Linked DNA regions of Mus musculus: all the other regions are linked to region 2. A link is a loop called in an ENCODE intact Hi-C map of the cell type or tissue named here. Cell type or tissue: gastrocnemius. All regions are shown on one strand.

Region 1 (8,000 bases), 320 kb before region 2:
AGAGACAGAGACAGAGACAGAGACAGAGAGAGAGACAGAGAGAGAGAGAGAGAGAGAGAGAGAGAGAGAGAGAGAGAGAGAGAAAGCACATGCATGTGTGTGAGTATAGCCTGTGTAACCATGTGCTACCCTAGAAAGATGACCATAGAAGGGAAAGACTTGTTTAAGTGGAAGGCAGCAAGACATGGAAGTGGACTGGAGCCTTTGGGGGTGGGGCAGAAGGGCACACAGCATCAGGGAAGTTGGGAGAAGAGGCCTGAGAAAGATCACCACAAACAAATTCCTTTGAAAAATGCTGCCATAAAACCTGCTCCTTTGTATGGTAATTTTAAAACTTAATTTTTTGAAGAAGAAAAAAAAAAAAACACTTGTGCTGAATTGTGAGGTTTTCAACTCTAAGAAGTATGCTATTTCAAACACTTTCCAGAAGGAAAGGTCACAGCCCAGCACGCCACCAGATTGGCCTTAGACATTCTGAACGCAGAATGCAATGTCCTCAGGTTCCTGGGGGGAAATTACCTTTCAATCCACTATTCTATACAGTTGGGCCATAAATCAGATAAAAAGGAGGGAAAATTATATGAGAGAAAATGGCATTGCCAGAGCTCCACACTCTTTCCTCCTGTGATCTCTGATCTCAGGAAGGGAGCCATGGTTGTCCTCCACCAAAACAAGCAGTTAACAAAGAGGGGAACCTTCTCAGAACAGAGAAACCAAGAACAGAACGTGCATTCTAAAAGAATGGTTGCTGTTTAGTTGAAATAAAAATTTAACTGGGCATCCTGTGCATTACTTGCTAAATTTGGAAACTTTTGAACAATGATCAAAGCTTGTGAGAAGCCTACAGTTAGCCACAGTGTTCCTGAGTGGACTAAAAGCATTGTCCATGCAGTGAGGTTAAAGATGTGCGTGCAGTGAGGTAAAGATGGCCATGCAGTGAGGTAAAGATGGCCATGCAGTGAGGTAAAGATGGCCATGCAGTGAGGTAAAGATATCCATGCAGTGAGGTAAAGATAGCCATGCAGTGAGGTGAAGATGACCATGCACTGAGGTGAAGATGGCCATGCACTGAGGTAAAGATGGCCATGCACTGAGGTAAAGATGGCAATGCATTGAGGTGAAGTTGGCCATGCATTGAGGTGAATATGGCCATGAACTGAAGTAAAGATGGCCATGCAGTGAGGTGAAGATGGCCATGAACTGAGGTGAAGATGGTCATGAACTGAGGTGAAGATGACCATGCAGTGAGGTAGGTCTTTAGAGAAAGCAGACTCCTGGGAGGGAAAATTATTTGAATCTGAACATGTGTGATGGTCCTGGCAGTGGCTGTTTGTATTAGTTAACACTAGATGAAGCAACTGAAGGAAGGAAGAGGGTTATTTTAGGCTCATGGATGCACTTTATGATGGGGATTCATAGCAAGATTATGAGACTACTGATCACATTGCATCTGTGTTCAGGAAATGGGGAGCTGTGAGTGCTGGGCTGCCACATGCTTTCTCCTTTTGATGCACTCTAGGACCCAAGCTCAAGAATGTTGCTACCCATGGCCTTCTATTTGAAATTGACCTAATTTAGGAACTCCTCCCTCACAAAAGATGTGCCAAGGGGTGATTTCCATTGTGATTCTAAATTGTCTCAAACTGACAACCAACATTAACCATTATAGTACTTAAGATAAAATCCAGCACCAAATAAATATTTTATTAGAATTCTGTGTGAAGTTTATGTGTGTTTCTCTCTGTGTGTGTGTGTGTGTATGTATCTGTGTATATGTTTGGTGTGTGTGTCTATGTGAGTGTATGTCTGTGTGTGTGTGTTATGTGTGTATGTCTTGTCTCTGTATGTCTGTCTCTGTGAGTGTGTCTGTATATATGTGGGTGTATGTCTCTGTGTGCCTGTGTGTGCATATGTGTGTATTTCTGTGTGTGTGTGTGTGTGTGTGTGTGCGTGTATGTCTTGTCTCTGTATGTCTGTCTCTGTTATATGTGGGTGTATGTCTCTGTGTATCAGTGTGTGCATATGTGTGTGTTTCTCTGTGTGTGTGTGTTTCTCTATGTTGAGACAAACTAAGATGCAGGCTGATCTTACACTATTATTAAAGTGCAGTTAATGATTTTATATGGGAGCTTGGTAGAGACAAAAGAACACAGCCTGGCAGTGAATAAGGATTATGTAGTTACAGTAAAATTGAAGTCATTCACTGCTTCCAGCTCCTGGTATCAAACACAACAGACCATGCCAGGCTCTGCTGAAGTTACAACACTAAGTGTGCATGGTGACAAAGTGGACCGCGCAAAGGAGAAAGTAAATATAGAAACTGCATAGTGGAACAGAAAAGGAAAACCAGAGGGAAGATGGTGGGGGCGGGGGGATATCACTCTCTTGCACAAAGAGGATCCCAGACACTGTCAAGTTAGGACAAGAAGTAGAGGGACATTATCAATATCCTACTGAAAGGGGCCAGAAAGCCATCTAAGCTCAGACGTGGGCGTGTGGATAAAAAGAGGAACAAAGTTGGTTTTCCAGGGCAGGTTATCAATGGATACCACCTAAAGGTAACAAAGTATCAACTAATAGAATAAGAACACCACCAAAAGACGCTTTTATTAAATTGCCGGAACTAAACCTGAGACAGGAAAGAGTATACATTGTGGAATACATTATGGGCAAAATGTCAAGGTGGGTGGCCACTCCTTTTGTTACAGGTTCTTCATTACCATGTAATTTGCTTTCAAGTACATATAGTTATTTTAAATTTTAAAAATTGGGGCAAAATTTGGTCTACCAGATGCCTTCTAGAGACACAGGATCTATGTCCAAATTCATGCAAAATTTAAAAATTAAATCGAATAGGAGGATTGGGGTTGGTCACGTATTCGAACAGATTTGTGGGACAGTCGTCATTTTGTGAACAGTTCTATGGAGACCTGAAAGTTGTTTTCTTTCCCAGTCAGGGATCTGTGCACAATCTCTGTTGAAAACCCTCCCAGCAATCTTTGTTAGCTGAAGTTCTTGCAGTACCCAGAAGGTGGAGCCACAACCAACCAAATTCCTGCTTTCTAGTGGACCAGCTAACAGGCCTTGAAGCCAAACGTAGTGAGCAATTTCCCCTGTGCAGAGAAAGTTACACAGTTACACGTAGCTACATTTCTGTGCCCTCTGAAGCTGTGGTTAAATCTGGTTTGTAATTTCAGGAAACTATCAGTGTTTCTCCCACAGTCCTTCCCACTGGGAGTAGATAAAGCATAAAAGTCAGGATTCCTCACTATCCCAGGTATGACAACGCCCTCTCAACACAAGGCTCTGCGCCTAGTTATGAGGAATCTCTCCTACGTATTATGAATCCAGGGTCAGCTGCAAAGCTATCACAGCACAAATACAATCACCCCGGTGGCTACACTGACCAGAGCGTGGCCCTGACTTGGGTTTACTCATCCTGAGATGTGCCTACTGCATCCTGGCACAGAAATATGCACATTATTTCCTGCCTTACTTTAATAAATACATTTTTATCAGCTAGTCCTAGGTCAAAAGTTACATGAAAGTCCATTTCATTGCCTCTGGTATGCTTTGGTGTGTGTGTGTGTGTGTGTGTGTGTGTGTGTGTGTGTGTGTGTGTGTTAACCACAGATATCATTCCTTGGGCATCAACCACTTATTTAAAGACTGGGTTCCTAACTGGCCTGGAGTTCACCAAGTAGGCTGGTTGTCTGGTGAGCCCAGTGATCTGGTGATCTGCCTGCCTTGGCTCCCCAGCACTGAGTCACAAGCATGGGTCACCATACCCAGCTTTTTAAACATGACTTGAATGGACTGGGCTCAGGTCTACATGCCTACACAGCGGGCACTTTACTAGTTAAGTCATCTCCCTGGCCCCTTTCCTGAAAGGCTGGAACAACTCTCTCCTTCCACTCTGTGTGTTCCAGAATGAACTCAGGAGGCCAGGTGTGGCAGCAAGAGCCTTTACCCACTGAGCCATCACTTGGCCCAACTTTGCTTCTTGAACTGAACCGTATCAGGCACATCTCCACGTCAAAAACACAGCTGTACATAATACCTTGAAAGATTAATGGTATTTCGTTATATAATCATATCAGAGCCCAAGATAAATGGTATTTCGTTATATAATCATATTAGAGCCCATTTAATCAATCTCCTTTGACAGACAAGCACACTGTTTGCATTCCATTCTGTCTACTGCCTGGTACTGGCTATAATTTCTTGCTTCGTTTCATTGTGGCTGTTTTGGCTGTGACAGGAGACAGTATGAGTCTCTCTGAAAGTTCTTCCGCAGGCCATCCACAAAGGCTAGGTCCCAGTAGGTGACAGTATTGGTAAATGCTTGAACATATCAGATGTAGGTCCTACTGGGAAAAAGTAAGAACACTGAGGATGCTGGGAATTGAACTTGAGTCCTCAGGAAGAGTAGCCAGTGTTCTAAACGCTGTTACTTCTCCAGCCCCCTACTTTAAAAAATTAATATTGAGTAAAATTTGACTTGCTTTAAGTATTTTTACTTACCCGTCAAGTCTATATGCATAATTTAAAGTAACTTTTCGTTAAAATTTTAAACTAGTACATTTTATTATGATAATTAAAACAACAACTCCACCATATTTGTCTTACTTAGGATTACTATTGCTGAGATCAAACACAATGATCACAGAAGTTTGAGGAGGAAAGGGTTTAGTCAGCTTACCCTTCCACACCTCAGTTCATCACCAATGGAAGCCAGGGCAGAAACTCAAGCGGAGGAGGAACCTGGAGGCAGGGGCTGATGCAGAGGCCATGGTGGGTGCTGCTCACTGGCTTGCTCAGTTGGGTTTCTATAGAACCCAGAATCATCAGCGCCACCCACAGTGGTGGTGGTGGTGGGGGCAACATGTCAATCACTAATTAAGGAAATGTGCTACAGGCTGGCCTACTGCCAGATGTTACAGAGCCATTTTCTCAGTTGAGGCTTCCTCTTCTCTGATGACTCTAGCTTGTGGCAAGTTGATATAAAAACTTTGTATAGGTTTTTATAAGATCCAATGGCCTCTTCTGCTCTCATGGGTATCCATACATACATGTTTACACACACACACACAGAGAGAGAGACATAGTGCACTTTTAAACTATTGGAAGCTACTGGAAGGCCTAAATATATTAATATAGGGTTAAAATTCAGAAAAAGTATACATTTATCATATGATAATTTTGTAGGAAATTGAAAATATAAAAATCCTATTATCCAACAAAATGTTTTGAAGTAATTGGTTTTTTGCAGTTGGAAAAAAAAAAAGTTTGACTCCTGCTCCATCCTGCTTATGCAAAAATATGTTCCAGCTAAGTTGGAAGCTTAAATATATAAAAAGAAATTACAAAAAGAACTATAGGAATACAAGCAAATGATATTCTCACGATGATAACACAGATGCAACTAGAAAGCAGTATGAACAGAATTGGTTATTGAAGTCATGGGCACTTTCCCCAAGGGGTCTGTTAGGTTTCAGAAGATGGAGGGACCAGAACTGACACATATTGCTGAAATCTGTTCTATCTCAAACTAATCTTTATCAGACATTGTATTGGAGTAAATAGTCTGTTAGGCAAGATCATTTCTGGATAGTGTTTATATACTGCAGTTTGGGGGGCCACCTCTTTGTCTGACGTAAATGGGTCAGGGGATCAAGCCTGGAAGACTTGTTATATAAAACCTGTTAAAAATCACATTTAAAAGTACCTGAGGATCTTGTGAGTTCTGTGGTGTGTGAGTGTGAGTGTGTGGTGAGTGTGCGTGTTTGTGTTTTGTCTTGTTTGTTTTCTAAAGTTAAAATACATTTATATCTTGGATTCAAATTTAGTTGAGGTGTCTTTATACAGAGGCTTTTTGTAGGCAAGCACTCCCCAAATCTGCCTTGATATGATCATAAGGGTGTCCTGCTCTCTCTTCCAACTTCTAGGATTTCTGGTTTCTCTGCAGTTATTCTGCCTGTGGATTCTTCAGCTCTTTAATGAATCGATCCATCTCTTGCCATAACACGTTCTCAGTAATGGGTGGCACTACAGACACAGAACTGAGCATTCTGGATTGTGTTTCTATTGCAACCCTCTTGTTAATGGGACTTTCGTTGTTCCATAGCTATTCAAAGCCAGAAACTCAACAGGTTGCAAAGAGCCAGAAGATCTAGCAGCAACCCAATTAGTGAAGGCGAAAGAAAGAAATGGACCCTGAGAAAGGGATAAAAGTTTTTCTAAAACTGTGAGTTGTGGGTTTTGTCTGTTTGCTTTATTTTAGGTAAATAAATAGAAAGCATGCTTTCAAAAACAGACACCTCTGTTATGATTGACATTGGGCACCTCCCCCGCTTCCCCCTCCCGTGCTGTCCACAGTTGTCAAATTGCCCCCAAAGATCATTGAAGACCTAGGAACACTACAAAAGTCAGAATGATTGTAGGTAAACATTATAGCAAAAACAGCCCAACAGCAGTATGGTATAGGCAATTCAACCACTGTTCAATATGGCCGCACAATAGCCCAATCCAAAGGGCATGCTCTAAATATGGCTGCTGGTCCCATCCTTACTTTTAATTTTATTTTCCCTAATCAGAGTGGAGATGCAGAGCATAAAATCTCCAAACCACTTACAGCTGTCTGTAAGAAGAGCCAGGAGAAACCTCCTCCTGAGTCTCAGCCTGCCTACCAGGTCCCATGAGACTAGGCTGATGTGTGTACATTCCGGCTTAGAGAGTAAAACCATGCAAAACATAGGTGGCCATACTCACTCATTGGGGGTTCCCTTCTGGCCACAAAAATGTCCCTGGCTGTCCGTAGGATAGGCCATTTTCCTGGGGTCACCATGGGCCCAAGCTGTGGGAACAAAAACGGACAAATTCCCCATCAGCACCATCTGGCTGAAAGCAGTCTAATTTGAGAGATTCGAATTGCCAGGGCAACACTCACCTCTTCCCCCTCAGTCATAGAACATTATTGATTTTCTTCAAAGAGTAATTTCTTAATGAAAAGAAAAATGATATGTGCGTGAATTGGTCTGAAAGCATGCTTTTCTCCCCTCCAGATTCATCTGGGCTGCAGCCAAAACATGAGGTAACGCGCAGAGAAAATGACAGTTATTAGAAGGAGGAGGAGGAAGAGGGGGAGAGGGGGGAAGCAGACAAAAGCTCACTTGGAAAAGAAGACGCCTTTTCTAAAGCTCAAGCAGAAATGACTTCATACCAGCGCTGATAGATTTGCACCAAGCAGAATGAGGTAATGCTTTGGGGGGTTATACAGAAGTGAAAAAAAACACTGCAAAATTCGGCAGCATCTCTGATTTCATAGGGCATTCAAAAGGCAAACAAGGGCACAGCAGAAGCAACCCACAGTAAAGACCGCCAAGTATTTGCCAGATAATCTCAGAGCTTAATACAAGCACTCTACACCTCTGACCTCGGTATACTAAGGACTAGCATTTTCTATGGAGATGCTTGGCTCTGCTTCACACAAGTTTGTCGCCTTTTTTGTTTGTTGTTATGTGGATTATAAAACTTGGCCTGACAGCTAGACCCTATAGAAAGTAATATCTATCACTAAGTTAGCTAATGCCTGTTTATTGTAACTGAATTTTTCCACCTTCTCCAGTTTCAGCAACACAGTCTTTAAAAGCCCATCTTTGCAGATGAAGACACACCTTTGTCCTCTGCTCTGATAACTTTGCTTGGCCATCTCCAAACACACACTTATTGGACTGACAGTTTGCCTTATAATCCAATCACCCTTATACATGTGACTGGTGTGACCAGAGATGATTAAAAAAAAAAATCAATTTTCCAAAAGATGACGACACTAAGGAAGAGGGACTTTTGCTAGGTATCTTTCTCATCAGCCCATGCTTCTCTGTTCAGTGTTAAGCACCAGGAAGGCTCCCTTTGTCTACTTCACTCTACTGTCTCAGAGGCCAAATCAGCTTCACCTTGAATTCCATCTTGTGAGATCTGGGTAGCTCTTGGTCACC
Region 2 (8,000 bases):
TATAGGCATTTCTAATGCACTAAAAATAGTGCCCTGTAAGAAATAGTCCAAAGGTTGTCTTGGGGGTTTACCTTGGGTGTTTTTTTAAAATGTGTTAGTTACAAAGGCTAGAGCTGATAGAAATATCTTGTAGTGATAATTGTTTATGTCTAGTATTAGAAATACTTGTCTTCAGAAAACTTTTAAAGTGGTATTCAAGATACACTTCACTGTGGACAGATAGATAATTGAGCCTTTTCCATGTTTGTGAACTTCCCACAGGTGGATCCCTTTCATACCTTATTTGGCATTGCTGGGTTGTCACTTCTGGGAGAAGAGCAGATCAAGCCTGTTAGCCCTGTCTTCTGTATGCCAGAAGAGGTGCTTCAGAGGGTGAATGTCCAGCCTGAGCTAGTGAGCTAGTCAGATGGGAGAGATGCTGTAGTGTGCAATATGAATTACTGCTGTATTTGAAGTGTTTATCAAACCTAGACGTGACTTAATATTTTGTATATCATATGTTAATGATAAATTATATAAGTATTGTAAAATAAATATGTTGTATTTAGATCTTTAGTCTTCTGAGTCCAGTTTTTGTTAGTCCTATTTAGAGCTGGTATTTAACTGATGCCTCCCCGTGTCCTATTGTCGTGTAACAATCAATGATGGAAAGTGATTTCTGTTAATAAAACTGATGAGTGAAACTCATAATTTAAATAAAGGTCAAAATCAGTGGCTGTTGTGTATATAGCTTTTTATTTAGAACTGAACCATTTTGTAAGTGTGAACACCTTATTTATAGTTGGGGCAGAGGGTACAGTACATTTTTCAGGGAACTCTAGTCTGCTGTTGGCTTGGATTTCTCAGGCATGCAGTTGAGTTAGCCAGGATCCTGAAAGTCATCCCCAAAGAATTGGTCCACTCCATAATGGCTTTAGGTGTTGTTTCGTGATGGGGGCCCTGTGAGGTGTTAATGTCTCAAGGGTTTGAATGTGGTTACTCTGGGTGGGTTGCAGGTTGGGTGAATAGTAATGGTATAAATGTAATTTTGACTCTAGTCTATAGCCGCTCCTGGGTCAGTTACTAGAGAGGTAACTTACTATTAAGGACCTCTACCCCTTAATATTTAAGGAAGGAAACGTCTCCCCTCTTTGAGAGTCCTACATTGCACTGGAACTCCACATCTTTAATAGGTATCTCCAAGTGTGTTTTATGTCTCCTGATTGTTGCTTAAGCATTGCTGTCACCTTGAGGCTACACATAACTAATATCGTCTACATGTCCTTAGTGTTCTATTTCTGTAAAGACATGCTGTGACCAGCAAAGCGACTCTTGAAATTTAGGGCTTGCTTAAAGAGTTTCAAAGGTTTAGTCAATTAGGAGGGCAGGCCTGCAGACATGTTCCTTGAAGACCACACCTACTTAAAACAAGCTGCTTCCCTCAAGTTTTCTACAGGGGCTTTTCCTGCTCAAACTACACTCACTACACACTAGTGTTTGCAGGTACTAGTGTGAATGCCCTATTTGCTGGAGAACATTTATCCTCAGTTCTGTCACCTAGAAGATGTTTTATGTGTTGATTGTTGAAGAGCTTCCCAAGGGTTTCGAGCAAGACTGTAGTTTGTTTTTACCCTATGTGCAAAACTGCAGTACTCGAAATAGGACGGTTGAGAAGTGCTGTTTTTAATTGTTAATGTGGTCTCACCCGTGTTGTGCTCTGTCCCGTACTATGCTATGTGTACAACTGAGCGAAGACTTTCATTCTTAGACATTGGGCACATGCTGTGTACTGGGGGTGTAACTGGGGCGTATTAAATATGCAATACCCTGGCTCAGTCCTCAGAAAGCCCCCCTCCTTCAAAATGAACTGTTGACAACCTAGGTGGTTAGTGGGCTATAAATTGTTGAGCCTGGTACCTAAGGAGTGAAGAGGCTTACAGCTTCCAGAATCACGTGATGAGAATAAACCGGCACAACCCTGGACGCAAAGGTGAGAAACTCGCTGCTCACCCCTGAACTGCGCCTGCGCTGTGTGCATCATGTGCTGCTTGTTCCTGCGCCTGCGCGATTACAGCACTGCGCATGCGCTTAGCCTCCCGCCTTGTCAGCGGTGCGGCCTCCAGCCTTGGAGTGCTCGAAGCCACGCGCGCAGAACCTTGGGAGTCAGAAAGGCCGGAGAGATGCTGAGGCAGGAGGCTGCATCGCTTTCCAGTTCCCCACGCTGGACGCCGTCGCGGAGGGATGCCCCATGCGGGAGGACCCTGGCCTCCGCGTCCAGGCCGAGTACGGAAGGCGCCATGGCCGACAGGAGCAGCAGCAGCAGCAGCAGTCCGGCGCCGGCGTCCGCGCCAGGCAAGGCCCCGGCTCACCTGGTCACCTCCCCGGGCGGGCGCTGCCCTCGGCGCCCTGCTGGAGAAAGCAGTCTGGCCAGGATTCCACAGTCACTCATGCTGGGAGTGGTTTGTGTCTTTAATCCCAACACTGGCGACTACGCTTCAAGGCCAGCCTGGGCAACACAATTTCAAACCAATCAAAACACAGGGGAGAAAGTCTTGACTCTTCACAACGGTCTCATTAAGACGTGAGAGGAAGGGTAACCCATCTAGTATTCCCATGTAAAGCCTTAACTTCATGTTTCGTTTTAAAAGGCAGGTTTTCTATGGCTCAGGCTGTCCTGAAGCTCTTCTGTCCTGAAGTTCAGGAAAGCCTGGCTGGAGACTCCTAGCAATCCTCTTGCCTTAGCCTCTTGAGTACTGAATTATACCACCATGGCTGGCCTTTAACTTTTTTTCCTAAAAAAAAAAAAAAAGTTTCCCTTTTTCCCCTCTATGAGTATATGAGTGTGCAAGGGGTGGATGTAGAGGTCAAAGGACGACTTTTCGGAGAAAACTCCACCTCCACCAAGAGGGCTCTGGGAATCCAACTAAGGTCTGAGTCAGGCTTGGTGGGTAATGCCTCTCTAGTCGTTGAGTCATCGTGATGGTCCCCTACTTCTTCAAATATATAGTGAATATATGGGAGATTGTGTGTAATAGTTTCTAATAGTGGAGAGCTGAGCTTTGGCCGACGGGTTTTACTCTTTAGGTTCTAGAATGGAATGATAACAGGTTAAAGTGAACATCTTATCAAGGCCTTGTTAAAAATAAGGCCTTCTGGGATCAAATAGATGGCTCGCCCGTTAAGGGAAGTAGCTACTCTTTCAGAGGCTTAGTGTTCCAACTGCCAGCTCCCACATGGAGACTGACCACTGTCTGTAACTCTGCTGCCAGAGCATCTGCTGCCCTCTTCTGGTCTCCGGTGCACAGACATGCATACTGGCAAAACACCCGTACACTTAGGTGAAAAAGTCCTTCAGGGTGAGTTCAGTTCATTACAAGAACAGGGTTGGTTGAGTGGGTTTTATGAGGGAAGAGTTGGCTGGATGTTGTGAGGGAAGAAATAGTTAAATCGTGAAGTCTTCTCTGTTAAATATTAGGTAAAAAGCACTTGAGGGAAAAAAGCTTACCATGAGGATGGCCTGTCTGACAGTTCTGAAGTGGGAACCTGGCACAGGGACCTGAGCCTCGTACAAGACAGACCCACTTATGTAGACATGGGTGGTATATGATCTTGAGTATTTAATGAATGTGTGCTGTTTTCTACCAGATGAAGATCAGGAGTCTCCCCTAATTGCTCTCTGCCTTATCCTTTACAGGCAATCTCTGTGGTAGGAAGGCCCTGTGCCCTGATTGTTAGATGGGTAACAAGCTTGGATCTGGACTCTGTTGCATGACTGTACAGCAGGCGCTCTTAACCGCTGAGCCGCATCTCCAACATCTTAACTTTTAAGTTTTTCTTAGAGATAAGGTCTCTGTATGTAACGCTTGCTGTCCTGGAACTGGCGATGTGGACCAGGCTGGCCTCGAACTCACAGTGCTTGTTTTGCTATTGTTGTTGTTTTGTTGCTTCTTTTGTTATTTCAAGGCAGAGTTTATTCTGTATTCCGGAAGTCAGAGGTCCACCTGCCTCTGCCTCCTCGGTGCTGGGATTAAAGGCGTGAGGAACTGAGGGTTGAGAAAAATGTAAAAGATTATTTCCTGGCATATGTCATTCAAATTCCAATATATAGAAATTATTTTGAAAAACTATAGCTGTTTTCATTGATTTATACACTACCTAGGCTGAACCCCTATTTCACTGCCAGAGTTGAGCCCTTGACAGTGACTGTGTGGCCCACAAAGCCTAGACATTTGCCCTCTGCTGCAACTGGAATGTTCTCAACTTGTGTAGTGTGTTAGATGAGTGAAGGCTGTAAATGAAAGCCTGAAAGTCATCAGGAAATGAATGTCAGCGGGTGACCAAGCCCACACAATCAGTCAACAGGTTCTCCAGTGCGAGAGTGAGGATTAAAAAGGAAAAAAAAAAAAAAAAAGACACAACATTGTAGCATGACCCTAGTCAATTCTGAGACTGAAGATTCAATTCACTTTTTTTTTCTTGAGACAGGGTTTCTCTGTATAGCCCTGGCTGTCCCGGAACTCACTCTGTAGACCAGGCTGGCCTCGAACTCAGAAATCGGCCTGCCTCTGCCTCCCAAGTGCTGGGATTAAAGGCGTGCTGCCCGGCTCAATCCACTTTTTATACCATTTTAACTACATTCAAGTATTTTGGGTGAGCAGTACAATAAGGAACTAGCAAGGCAGCAAGCGAAGTCCTGTGATCACTCTCCCTACAGTTGTTTAAAAGGGATTGTTAGAGCCGGGCATGGTGGCACACACCTTTAATCCCAGCACTTGGGAGGCAGAGGCAGGCCGATTTCTGAGTTGGAGGCCAGCCTGGTCTACAGAGTGAGTTCCGGGACAGCCAGGGCTACACAGAGAAACCCTGTCTCGAGAAAAAAAAAAAAAAAAAGGAATTGTCAGAGTCAGAGTGACCAAAATACTTGAGCCCACTTCCTTGTCCAAGCCCCAAATCTTGCCTGAAGCCTAGTTCTTCTCTTCCACCCTAAGATTAAAATTCCTGCCTTACCCTACTTCCCTATTACAGCCTAAAGTTATATTCTTGCTGAAACTTACTTCCTTATCATGCCCTAATGTCAGATTCCTGCCTGAGCTTACTTCCTCGTCATGGCCAATGTCAGATTCCTGCCTGAAGCCCATTTCCTTGTCCTTGGCCAATGTCAGACTCCTGCCAAGTGGCACCCCAAAAAGCTCTCCACAGGCGGGAACAGGGATAACAGATGAGAGGCCAGGGAAAATAAAATGTCCATGTAGTAGTGAAGTTTTAAAAGCATGGAACACTGTAGGCCAGCACTTAAGGCAGAGGAAAAGGGCTTGGTCCAGGAAGCTGTGGATAGTGTAAAGAGGGCTCAGACAAACGATGTGGAAGTCAAGGGTGTGGAAAAGCCCTGTTTTTTCATTTGCTTGTTTGTCTGTTTGGAACTTCTGTGTTAGCAGACACTGTGCTAGGCTATTTATGTACACTGTATGAAATGTTATGACGTGACTGTGAAGTAGGTAGCATGTTGGTAAGCAACCCTCTGAAAAAGTGCAGAGTCTGAAGCTGAGACTTCATAACACCATTTACATAGGAAGAGGCGTTCAGATGAGGGAGTTGATGAAGGAAAAGACACTTAATTATAGTATAAACTACACCTGGTGACTGAAAGGACCCTTCTAATTTTAGCAAGAGTTTCAGTGAACTCATACACTCAAGACCCCTATCAGAATATCTCTTTAATAAATTAACTTACTTTGAAGCAAAATCCCATGTGTCTCAGGCTGGTCTCGGCTCATTCTTTAGGTGAGGGTAACCTTGAACTTGTGAACCCCTTTCCTGCATCTCTCAAGTAGTGAGTTCACTTGGTTTATGTATGCTGGGGATGAAACCCAGAGCCTCATCCATACCAGACAAGCACTCTACCCACTAGGCCACACCCCCAGCCCTTATCAGCAGGTGCTGGTACATGATTATCAAGCCAGGTGTGGTGGTACATGCCTGTAATTCCAGCACTCAGGAGACTGAGGAAAGAGAATCATAAAGTGGAGGCAAGTCTGGGCTACACAGTGAGTTCAACTCCACCCTGAGATTCATAGTGAGATTTGCCTTAAAAATAACAAACACAAATTATCACTAATAAAAAAATACATGAGAGTAGAGGGGAATCCTTTGGGACAAGGAAGGGGTCAGAGTAGGAGGGGCCAAGAGAGGATAATAATGGAGGTTGGATATGATCAAGATACAATATATACACACACGGAAATGTTACAATGGAGCCACGTATAATAATGCATACTAATACGGTTATTATGAATAAAATTGCCAATAATCATTTACATTATTATAATTTTAAAATTAATCAGATTAAATTTTATAGACAATATATAAATTTTAGAAATTAATATATAATTCCTTAATGCTAATCATTAAGAATTAATCATAAAATTTCAAACTTAGGTTCATCATTTGGAAACAAAAGATCTTATGCTATACACAGAGCTGCATCCAGTTTTCCTGTTGGTACAAGCTCATCTTCTGCACGAGATACCACTTACCCACATACATTTAGAACTCCGTTATCTGCTGGAAATCCCCAGAGATCAGGGCATAAAAGTTGGACACCACAAGTAGGATATTCAGGTAAAACTGATGATCTTTTAAAATGTTTTAAAGTTTCATAAATTAAAAATTGGGTGGTTAGCTCATTTGAGGTTCATCTACCACTGATAGAAAGGATGGAAAGGTGCATATATCACTGACCCCTGTGCACCTCAGGGCAGGCTAACATGCCTATGAGATTTCCATTCTTGTTTGTTAATAAATGCAACCTTGTGTTATTTGAACCTTTCTGACCCAGGAGGGAAATCTCTCTCATGTGATGCTTAAGTGAAAAACTTGACCCTAAGAGTACTCCCTAACCCTAACCGTGAGTGCTTTCCTACTACTGAGTTTTAAACTAAATGTACTCAATTTTGCTGAGGGGTCAGTGAGTGTGTATTTTGTGTGCACCAGTTTCCTAAGACATATATAAGATTACGTCCTGGCTACATGATGTGTAAATGTGCCTGACTTTTCCTGGGAAGGTAAGAACAAACGTCTGTTCACCCCAGATACTAAGAACAGACCAAAGAAACGACCCCACCCAAGTCTAGCTTGGGAACCCTGAGATGTGGGGCAGGAGCATGGGTAACTCGGAGCAGCTGCTTCTCAGAACAGCTCCCCCAGCCATGGCTGAGAGCTGTGGTCCTGAAGTTCCCTGGCCGGCCTGCAGACGCTGCACCTCACCTTGCTTCCTCCCAAGGAAAGTGCTCTGTCTGTGCTACCTGAGGAGAGATGGAGTCTCTCTCCAGAAGGAGGGCTTAACACCTACCTAGCATGTGTGCATACGCTTTAAGATGCTGGGTGGTTGTGTGTGTGTGTGTGTGTGTGTGTGTGGTTTTGATGATCGTTGAGACCAGACCTTTCTGTGTAGGCTTGGCTGTCCTGGAATTCATTCCATAGATGAGGCTGGCCTTGAACTCAAAGATCCTCCCACCTCTGCTTCCTGAGTACTGGGTTAAAGGTGTGAACCCTCATGCTTAGCCTTTTAAAAAAAGTGTGTAGTGACATATGATGGCATCTCAGGGGAGACGTACTGCATATGTGACAGTAGCACCATCACTGTTATAATGGAGGTGAATATTCTTCTGGCCTAGTATTGTCGTTATATGTTTTAAGAATCTTCACATGTGCCGGACATGGTGTCGCACGCCTTTAATCCCAGCACTCAGGAGGCAGAAGCAGGTGGATTTCTGAGTTCGAGGCCAGCCTGTTCTACAAAGTGAGTTCCAGGACAGCCAGGGCTACACAGAGAAACCCTGTCTCAAGAAACAAAACAACAAACAAACAAACAAAAGAATCTTTACATGTGTTAGATAGCAAACACCCAGTCACCATCTCAGTAGTGTCACCTGCTGGGGGCCAACTCTTCCGTTCACATCCAACCACAACACTCTTAGGATCTTTATGGTTATTGTACTTTTAGAAATTACACTATACATATA
Region 3 (8,000 bases), 56 kb before region 2:
CAGATCAACTGCCAAGACCTTGTCTAAACCAAAGCAAAACCAACAGCAGCAGACCCAGTAAACAAAATATAGTCCTAGATAATTTTATCTGTAGGAAACAGGACACCTATGTGTGAAGATCAGAAAGCATCCCAGACCAGCAACAAGGAGAAATCAGAACAAAGTACAGTGACATGAACACGTAGAAATGCCAGATTAACCCTCTACTGTGTGCTAAATTAGTAAAACAAACCTCCAAGCCCAACAGACAGACAGAATGGAACGCAGAAAACATAACATACACTAACAGCCTGAGGGGCTCTGAGACACGCTGAGACAGGAGACAGACATCTCAGCCTGAGGCTAGACAGTGAGCTCCAGGTCACTGGGGCACAGAGTGAGGACTGCCTCCCAAACAAACAAAAGCTACATATTAAAATCCCAGGAGACATAAAACTCCCCCTTCTTCCCGGAGCCTGGAGAAACAGAAAAAAGAAAACAGAAGTTGCCCACCTAAAACTGAACAACTAAGAAAGTCCATTCAAAACCCCTCTATGTCAAACAGAGTATAAAGGCCCGAGTGTGGCACACACCGTCAGTCTCAGGACTCGGGAGGCAGATCTCTCTGAGTTCAAGGCTAGCCTAGTCTACGGGGAGCTCCAGGCCAGATGAGCTACATAGTAAGACTGTCTCAAAAAATTAACGAAGAAAGAACAAACTCAAGATCATCAAAATAAGAGCCAGATGGGATTAAAGGTGGCAACTCATGCCTTGAACAAGAACATTCAGAAGGCAGAGCCAGGATGATTACAGCTATGACATAGCCTAGTCTGGGCTACTGAGAAACCTTCTCCCAGAGAAACAAAGGTGATCAAAGCAAAGTTCCCGAGAACACAAAATCTGTTTAGAAATAGGCCATTAAAATGAAAATATAGGGGCTGTGGTGATGCAGTGATGGCTTTTGCAGAAGTCCAGAGTTTGGTAGCCAGCACCATCCACATCAGGAGCTCACAACTGCCTCTAGCTCCCACGCCGTGCCCTTTCCTGGCCTGTGTGGGCACTGCAGTCATTACACAAACAGCACACAGTCACATACACATGATTTAAAATACATAAGAATTATTTTATTTTCCTTAATTTTTGAAATTGTGATATAATTACATCATCTATCCCTTCCCTTTCCTCCTTCCAGTCCCTCCCACGTACCCCTCTTTGTTCTTTTTCAAGTTCAAGTTCCTAAATATAACCTGCGTATTCTGTATGCCACTCGTATGTATGTGTCCAGGGCTAGCCATTTGGTTCTGTATAGCCAACTGGTGTCCTGGTCCCAGGAGATGTGTGTCCCCTGCTCTCAGTATGCCTTAGTTGTCTGCAGTTCTCTGTGAAGGGCCCAGGCCTCACAGGCTTCCTCACACACTGTGACATGTCTACGGCTGATGTCCTCGATCAGGTCATGTTTACGCAGTCACGTGGATGAGACATTATTGGTCTAGCTTCTGACATTACAGAGTCTCACAGCAAACTCTGGGACCCTCTGGTTCTTATGCGTAATTAAAAACACACATAACCGTACATACAGGCAAATTACTCACATGTAAAATAAAACAAATACATTTGCCCAGCAGTGGTGGCCCACGCCTTTAATCCCAGCACCCACGAGGAAGAGGTGGATAGATTTATGAGTTCAAGTCCAGCCTGATCTACAGGGTAAGTTCCAGGGCTTCCACGGAGAACATCAGCAACAACGCCCACAGTAATATTAAAGGGTGAGGTAGGGTGAAAGGTAAAGAGACGAGGGCTGCTCAACCATCACAGCTAAAAGCAGGCACAGCGAGTTTAAACTGGCTGCTTTTTATTTTCTAGACTCAGGCCCCTAACTCACTGGTTACTGTTTCTCCAAGCTAGAGGGTGGACCTCCATGTTAGGTAAGAGGGGCCGTTTTTCTCCAAGGTTCCTCTAGGTGGCAGTAGTTCAGCAGCTGCTCCTGTGGGCTTCCCCTGTGGACAGTGATCCTCAGTCTGTGCAGGGTCTCCACCCCTTTGGGGGTTCCATATCAGATATCCTGCATATGAGATATTTACATTGTGATTCATAACAAGCAAAATTACAGAATTTTGTGAAGTAGCAATGAAATTCCATGGTTGGGGTCACCTCAACATGAGAAACTGTATTAAAAAGTTGCAGTGTGAAGGGGTTTGCAACCCCGTAAGAAGAACATCAATATCAACCAACCAGAACCCCCAGAGCTCCCAAGGACTAAACCACCATCCAAAGAGTACACATGGAGGGACTCATGACTCCAGCCGCAAATGAGAGGAGAGGCCTGTGGTCCTGTGAGGCTTGATGGCCCAGTGTAGGAGAATGCCAGGACCAGGAGGTGGGAGTAGGTGGGTGAGTGGGGGAGAACGCTCATAGAAGCAGGGGGAGGGGTATGGGGTAAGGAGTTTGGGAGGAGCTGGGAAGGGGACAACATTTGAAATGTAAATAAGGAAAATATCCAAGAAAAAGAAAGAAGAAAAAGAAAGTGGCAGCATTAGGAAGGCTGAGAACCACTGCCCTGTGGGTTTCTGCTGAGTCCTAGGTATCGCCTGGCTCACCGGATCTCTGCCTGGCTACTGAGATTTGCGGATTCTCTCCTCTGCCTGTTATCTTTAAGCAGTGTACTTGCTTAGGGTCACTTCCACAATCTTTTCTAGTCTCCAAGGCTGCAGCCACAGAGGACAGCATTCACTGAAGAGGCCACACTAAGCTCCCCAAGTGGCTGCATAGAAACTCGTCCTCCTTCCATTGTGGAGGTGGGTTATGTGCCTGTCCCATTCTGTCCTCTAAAATTCCTGTCTCTGGGCTGTTAGGTCCAAACTGGAAGACGGGTGAAATAACTTGCTCTCTGTTCAAGATTGGCTCTCATGAGGTAAATAAGCTGATTGTGATATAAATAAATAAATAAATAAATAAATAAATAAATAAATAAATAAATAAATAACTGCTGCTGGTGAGTGGTGCTGCCTTGCTTACACTCACCCAGGGATGCTCTCCTGCAGTGTAGGACTATGGCAACCTGCCAATGGTCCAGGTCAGAAAGGATGCAGACAGATGGTGCTGTGTGCTCCCGAGATGCCAACGCCCAGGAACAACTGGGAAGCTGTCTCCTGCTCACACTGTGCAGTCTCCCCTTCTCAGACCTAAGTTCCTAAGGGCAGGATCCATTTACTCCTTCCCCATGAGCTGAGTAGGAAGGGAAAGGAAATGAAACCTGCCCCTCCCCCTCTCTCCTTTTCTTCCTCTCTCTTCCCATCTTCCCCATCATTCCTTACTACAATCATGGTTCAGCTGGGAAAGTGCCTACTGTGTAATCATAAGGTCTGAGTTCAGTCCCTAAACTTGTTTGTATATTTTTTTAAACAAAACAGAAAAGAAACAGGAGAAGAGGTGGTAGGGAAATGAGATCCCAGCATTGGTCCATTGGTAGTCTAGCTGACTCAGCAAGTCACAGTCCTACACACACAGAATCACACACACACACACAGAGGATCAGACACATATACAGCAACACACACACAAGAAGAAACACACACAAGAACATACATACAATCACACACAGGAACACACACACAAGAACATACACATGATCACACACACAGGATCAGACACACACAGGAACACACAAGAAGAAACACACAACATACATACAATCACACACAGGAACATGCACAGGAACACACACAGGAACATACACACAAGAAGAAACATACACACAAGAACATATACATGATCATACACACAGGATCAGACACATATGCAGGAACACACAAGAAGAAACACACACAAGAACATATGTAAAATCACATACAGAAACACACGCACAAGAAGAAACACACATAAGAACATACACACAGGAACACACATATACAATCACATACACACAATTTGACCTCTCTTTCAATGGCTTGGATTGGCTTCCACTAGAGCCAGCCAAACTGGTTCAAGACCTTTGAAGGCCTTCGCTCATCCACTACGTGTGACCCAGTAGCTTCCTTTAGAATTATCAGTGTGTGTCCTTCCTTTGGTGGAGCCCGCTGCCATTTACCCAGCACACCCTGCTTTACCCTGTTACTGCTTGGTACTTAACGGCTTCATAGGGCAGAGTACAGGTCACCCACCTCGTGCTTGACAGTGCTTGAACTGAGCCTCTAGTGATAAAACAGCCCACAAAGGCTTCAGAAACTGATTTATGAGCAGATCAATATTTCCATTAGAATACTTGCACAAACCCCACCCACCACCAGTCCTGGGAGAAGGATGACGTTATCAACCGTCCCTCTTTACAGTTGTTCCTAACGCACATTCCGATAAAATGGAAGGAACATGTTAAGCCAGATTTTTTTTTTGAATCTCAGTTGTGTATATATGAGAAGGGACTCCTCCACTTGTGTGTGTACATGTTGTATTGTGTTGAAGAAAAGAAATTCAGACAAAGAGAATTTAGAGACTATCAATTGAGAGTATTCATTCCTCACAGCTTGTCCCATTGCAAGGTAGTAAGCCCTGCCTCTGTCTCCCTCTGGTGGTCATTCTGTTAACTGCACTTTTATTTCAAGTTTTTTTGTTTATTTGAGATTGTGTTTTGATTCCAACATCTCTCCCTTCTCTTGCCTCCTTTGAACTCTCCAGTACAGCCCTCCTTGCTCCCCCCTTAAGTTCATGACCTCTTTTTCATCAGTTGTTATCAACAAGTCCATCAAACCTCTGGAGATAGTGTTAAAAGAAGTTCAAAGAAGATGTTAGGCTCCTGTAAGCTCACTCTGTGTGTGTGTGTGTGTGTGTGTGTGTGTCTATGTGAGTGTGTAACTGTGTGTGTATACACATATGTGTGAGTGTGTCTGTGTGTATACTCATGTGTGTGTGTATGTATGCACATGTGTGTGGCATGGGTGTGCATGAGTGTGCCCGTGTATATGTGTGTGTGTGTGTGTGTATTGTGTGTGTCTGAGAGAGTCTATGTGAGTGTGTGTGTGTGTGACTGTGTGTGTATGCACATGTGTGAGTGTGTCTGTGTGTATGTTCTTGTGTGTGTGTCTGTGTGTATGCACATGTGTGTGACATGGGTGTGTATGAGTATGTGTGTGTGTGTGTGTGTGTGTGTGTGTGTGTGCACGTACTCACAATCCAGGGCTGGGGGAATTTTGTTTTCCTGGCTCTCTTTACTATCCACATCTTCGGCCCTGAGCAGAAAACTCTGAGCCTAAACCTCTTTCCTTGGCTCCTTGGTCCAATCTGCCTGGTGTGTCCTTGGGTCTGTCAGTTCTCTTTGGATTTTGACATGGCAGTACTTAAAAATGAATTTCAAACTAAGTGTCACTGGGATACCTCGGGGAGGTTGTGAAAACACAGATTGTCCAGGGATCTGAGACCTCAGCCACTGAACAAAACTAACCAACCAAACAACCAGAGATTGAGCAGAGTCGGGGTTTCTCTGTTGAGCATAGCTTCTGAGTCTATGTTCCTCTTAACTGCAGAAGAAGACTTTGTTGTGTGGTAGTGTCTGTCAGGCAGTGTGCTATTTCTGAATCACATATAAATACCACCCATGTGTCCAACTGACAGGGCCATGGAGTTCCTGTGTTAGAGTCAGTCAAAAGACCCTCACTCACAAAGACCACAGAGACCACCATCGCTGCAAACCACAAGAGGATTTTTTTTTAATTGATCCAACGTGTTAGGGACCCTCCTCAGCACGCAAGCAAGAGAAGAGACCCCAGAACAAACAAAGAACACACTTTTTATACCTTGTAAGGGGCAGATTTAGGCAACAGGGCTAGCTGGCTTATTTTCATTGGTATAGCAAGTAACCCTTTCAGGCATTGGTTGGTTTGTATAGGATGACAAAGTAACCCTTTGGCCTAGTCCCTCACTCTGCCTGCCCTTGTGGTTTTTCAGCAAAGCAGCAGTATGCTTTAAACTTATAAGTCAGCTATTAACGTCACAGCTATTAATGTCACAGGGAATTCTAGCGACAAGGTCAGGGTGGTTTGTGGTTTTTCTCAGAATTCAGTGTGGAGCAGGGTAGGGGACTTTTTCTGAGAACTGCTAGTGGCGTTATGGTTATTTTTCTGAGAACAACTCATTTTGTTTAGGCAGCTGTAGACTTAGTCATTTGACCGCTATGTTTCTGAAAGTCCCTTGGGGGATCGGGGGGGGGGGGGGAAGAAGGGCTAAGTGGTCTTGAATTTATTTTGGATTCTACACCTGGACATGTGGCCACATATTATTCTGCATATGATGTGTTCTGAGATGATGTATCCTCTGTGATCAAGGTCATCTCAAATTCAGACTCGCAATGTAGCTCCAGCTGACCTCAGCCTCTTCAGTGCTGGGACTACAGGTACGTGCCACCATGCCTGGTTGAAGAGAGTGTTTCTGGGTGAGATGAATGTGTACATCGGTACCATGGATGACGGTGACTGCCCTCCCTAATACAGTGGTAGGGGTCTCATTCAACCATGAGTGTGAGCAGAATTCTCCCAGTCCATTGATCTGGAACATCAGCCCTTGGAGCTCCACCTGGGTTCTTCTGGGTCTCAAGCTGGACAGAAACAAATTGCAGGCCTTTTTGGTTTCCAGAATTGGAGGAGCACATTTCTTATAATAAATTTTTGATTAACGCAGATTCAATAAAACTACTTTTGAAAGAACGTGAACCTGGCACAGTGGTGCACACCTGGAACCTGAAACTCAAGTAGGAGGCCCATCATGGGTTCTAGGCTGGTCTTGGCTACAGAGAGAGACCTTGCTGCAGAAGAGAAAAAAAAAATGGAAAGGAATTACAAACTAATGAATGAAAGGAAGGCAGTATAACAGAGAGGAAAAATAAGAAAGTCAGTTAATGAAGAACTTCACCTGCAGCCTTTCTTCCCTTAGGCCTGGTTGTACACACCTTAGATCCCAGGAGTTGGGAGGCAGACTGGTGAATCTCTGTGCACTGGAGACCAGCCTGGCCCAGGCCAGCCAGAGCTACATAAGACCATCTCAAAAATCAAGCAACAAAAACAAAAGTAGCAAACGGTTGGCAATGTAGGTCAGCAGAAGGGAGACTGTCTAGCAAACACAAGTCCTGAGGTTCAATCCCCATTGTCATCAACAAACAAAAAAATTCATTTCATAGGGGTCAGGATGTAATGCATCTTGAGTCACAAGATAAAGGTTGTGAATGGAATTGCTACGGAATTTTAAGGAAAAGACTGAAATTCACCTTATGCCTGTGTCTTTATTGTACTTCATTATACTTCCTAGCGTAAGCCTATGCAGGGTGTAGCCATAGAGTGCTGTAGCTTTTTGCTAGGACTTTGTTATATAAGAGGTTTGCACAGTAATCACAGGAGAGAAAATTACTTAACTTGGCAAGCAGCTTCAGGAATTTCTCCAAAGGTGGTTTTTGAACTGCCTCTTAAATGATAATAATCAGATGGAAATCGAAGAGGCTGGATATTACTCATAGAAAGGTCAGACTGTGGCAAGGTACTGGGGTAACAAAAAAAAAACAAGACACAGGAGAGAAATATATGAGGAGATTGAAAAACGTCACATGGAGTCAGGGTGTCGGGGTCCCTTTCTGTCATCTATAACATATTAAGTAAGGCTGGAATGAAGGCTGCAGAGATGATCACAGGTCAATGGCTACAGAGATGATCAGGACCCAGGTTTGGCCTTCAACATCCACTTTCCACTTGGTGGCTCATAACCTTCTGTAACTCCCATTGGATGGACTTCACAGAACTATTAGGCATGCTTGCTGTTGAATCCTGTGATTTATAAGGCTTTATAGCAGCCAGTCTGCCTTCCCTTCCCTTCCTCCAAGACAAGGTATCATGGAGACATCTAGAGAAGTTAAAATGTACCAGGCATGGTGGCACATGCCTGTAGTCCTGGCCACTGGGGAGGCAGAGGCAGGAGGATCTCTGACTCCAGCAGCTCTGACACTATGACAACTGGGCACGTGCAATAAATTCTGCATTGATACAATG

What was found. Hi-C counts contacts between places; a loop is a spot of excess contacts. Peaks named below come from ENCODE experiments on the same cell type or tissue, not always from the same donor. Only the 100,000 strongest peaks of a DNase experiment are listed, where the experiment ranks them.
Region 1: it touches region 2 in a loop (6-fold over the local background); 5 of 42 quality-filtered maps call a loop at or near these places.
Region 3: a loop joins it to region 2, with 2.2 times the contacts of the local background. A loop is called at or near these places in 2 of 42 quality-filtered maps.

What each region holds. Positions count from the first base shown.
Region 1 is chr3:154,221,616-154,229,615 of GRCm38, reverse strand. It overlaps Slc44a5 (solute carrier family 44, member 5), which reads right to left. Exons shown (of 22, transcript NM_001081263.1): 4 at 6,772-6,856. Among named protein-coding and RNA genes, the nearest start is that of Gm40184, 21 kb to the right of the region's middle. In gastrocnemius, a CTCF peak has its summit at 3,035 (motif pointing right); DNase peaks (open chromatin) are centred at 3,386, 4,860, 6,822, 7,083 and 1 more place.
Region 2 is chr3:153,900,003-153,908,002 of GRCm38, reverse strand. Msh4 (mutS homolog 4) reads left to right here and starts at 1,865. Exons shown (of 20, transcript NM_031870.3): 1 at 1,865-2,331; 2 at 6,415-6,597. The coding sequence starts at 2,019. Rabggtb (Rab geranylgeranyl transferase, b subunit) reads left to right here. Exons shown (of 8, transcript NM_011231.2): 8 at 262-714. The coding sequence ends at 402. In gastrocnemius, a CTCF peak has its summit at 3,273 (motif pointing left); DNase peaks (open chromatin) are centred at 2,209 and 3,236.
Region 3 is chr3:153,956,136-153,964,135 of GRCm38, reverse strand. No RefSeq gene overlaps it. Among named protein-coding and RNA genes, the nearest start is that of Slc44a5, 13 kb to the left of the region's middle. In gastrocnemius, CTCF peaks have their summits at 1,938 (motif pointing right) and 4,543 (motif pointing left); DNase peaks (open chromatin) are centred at 1,938, 3,045 and 4,563.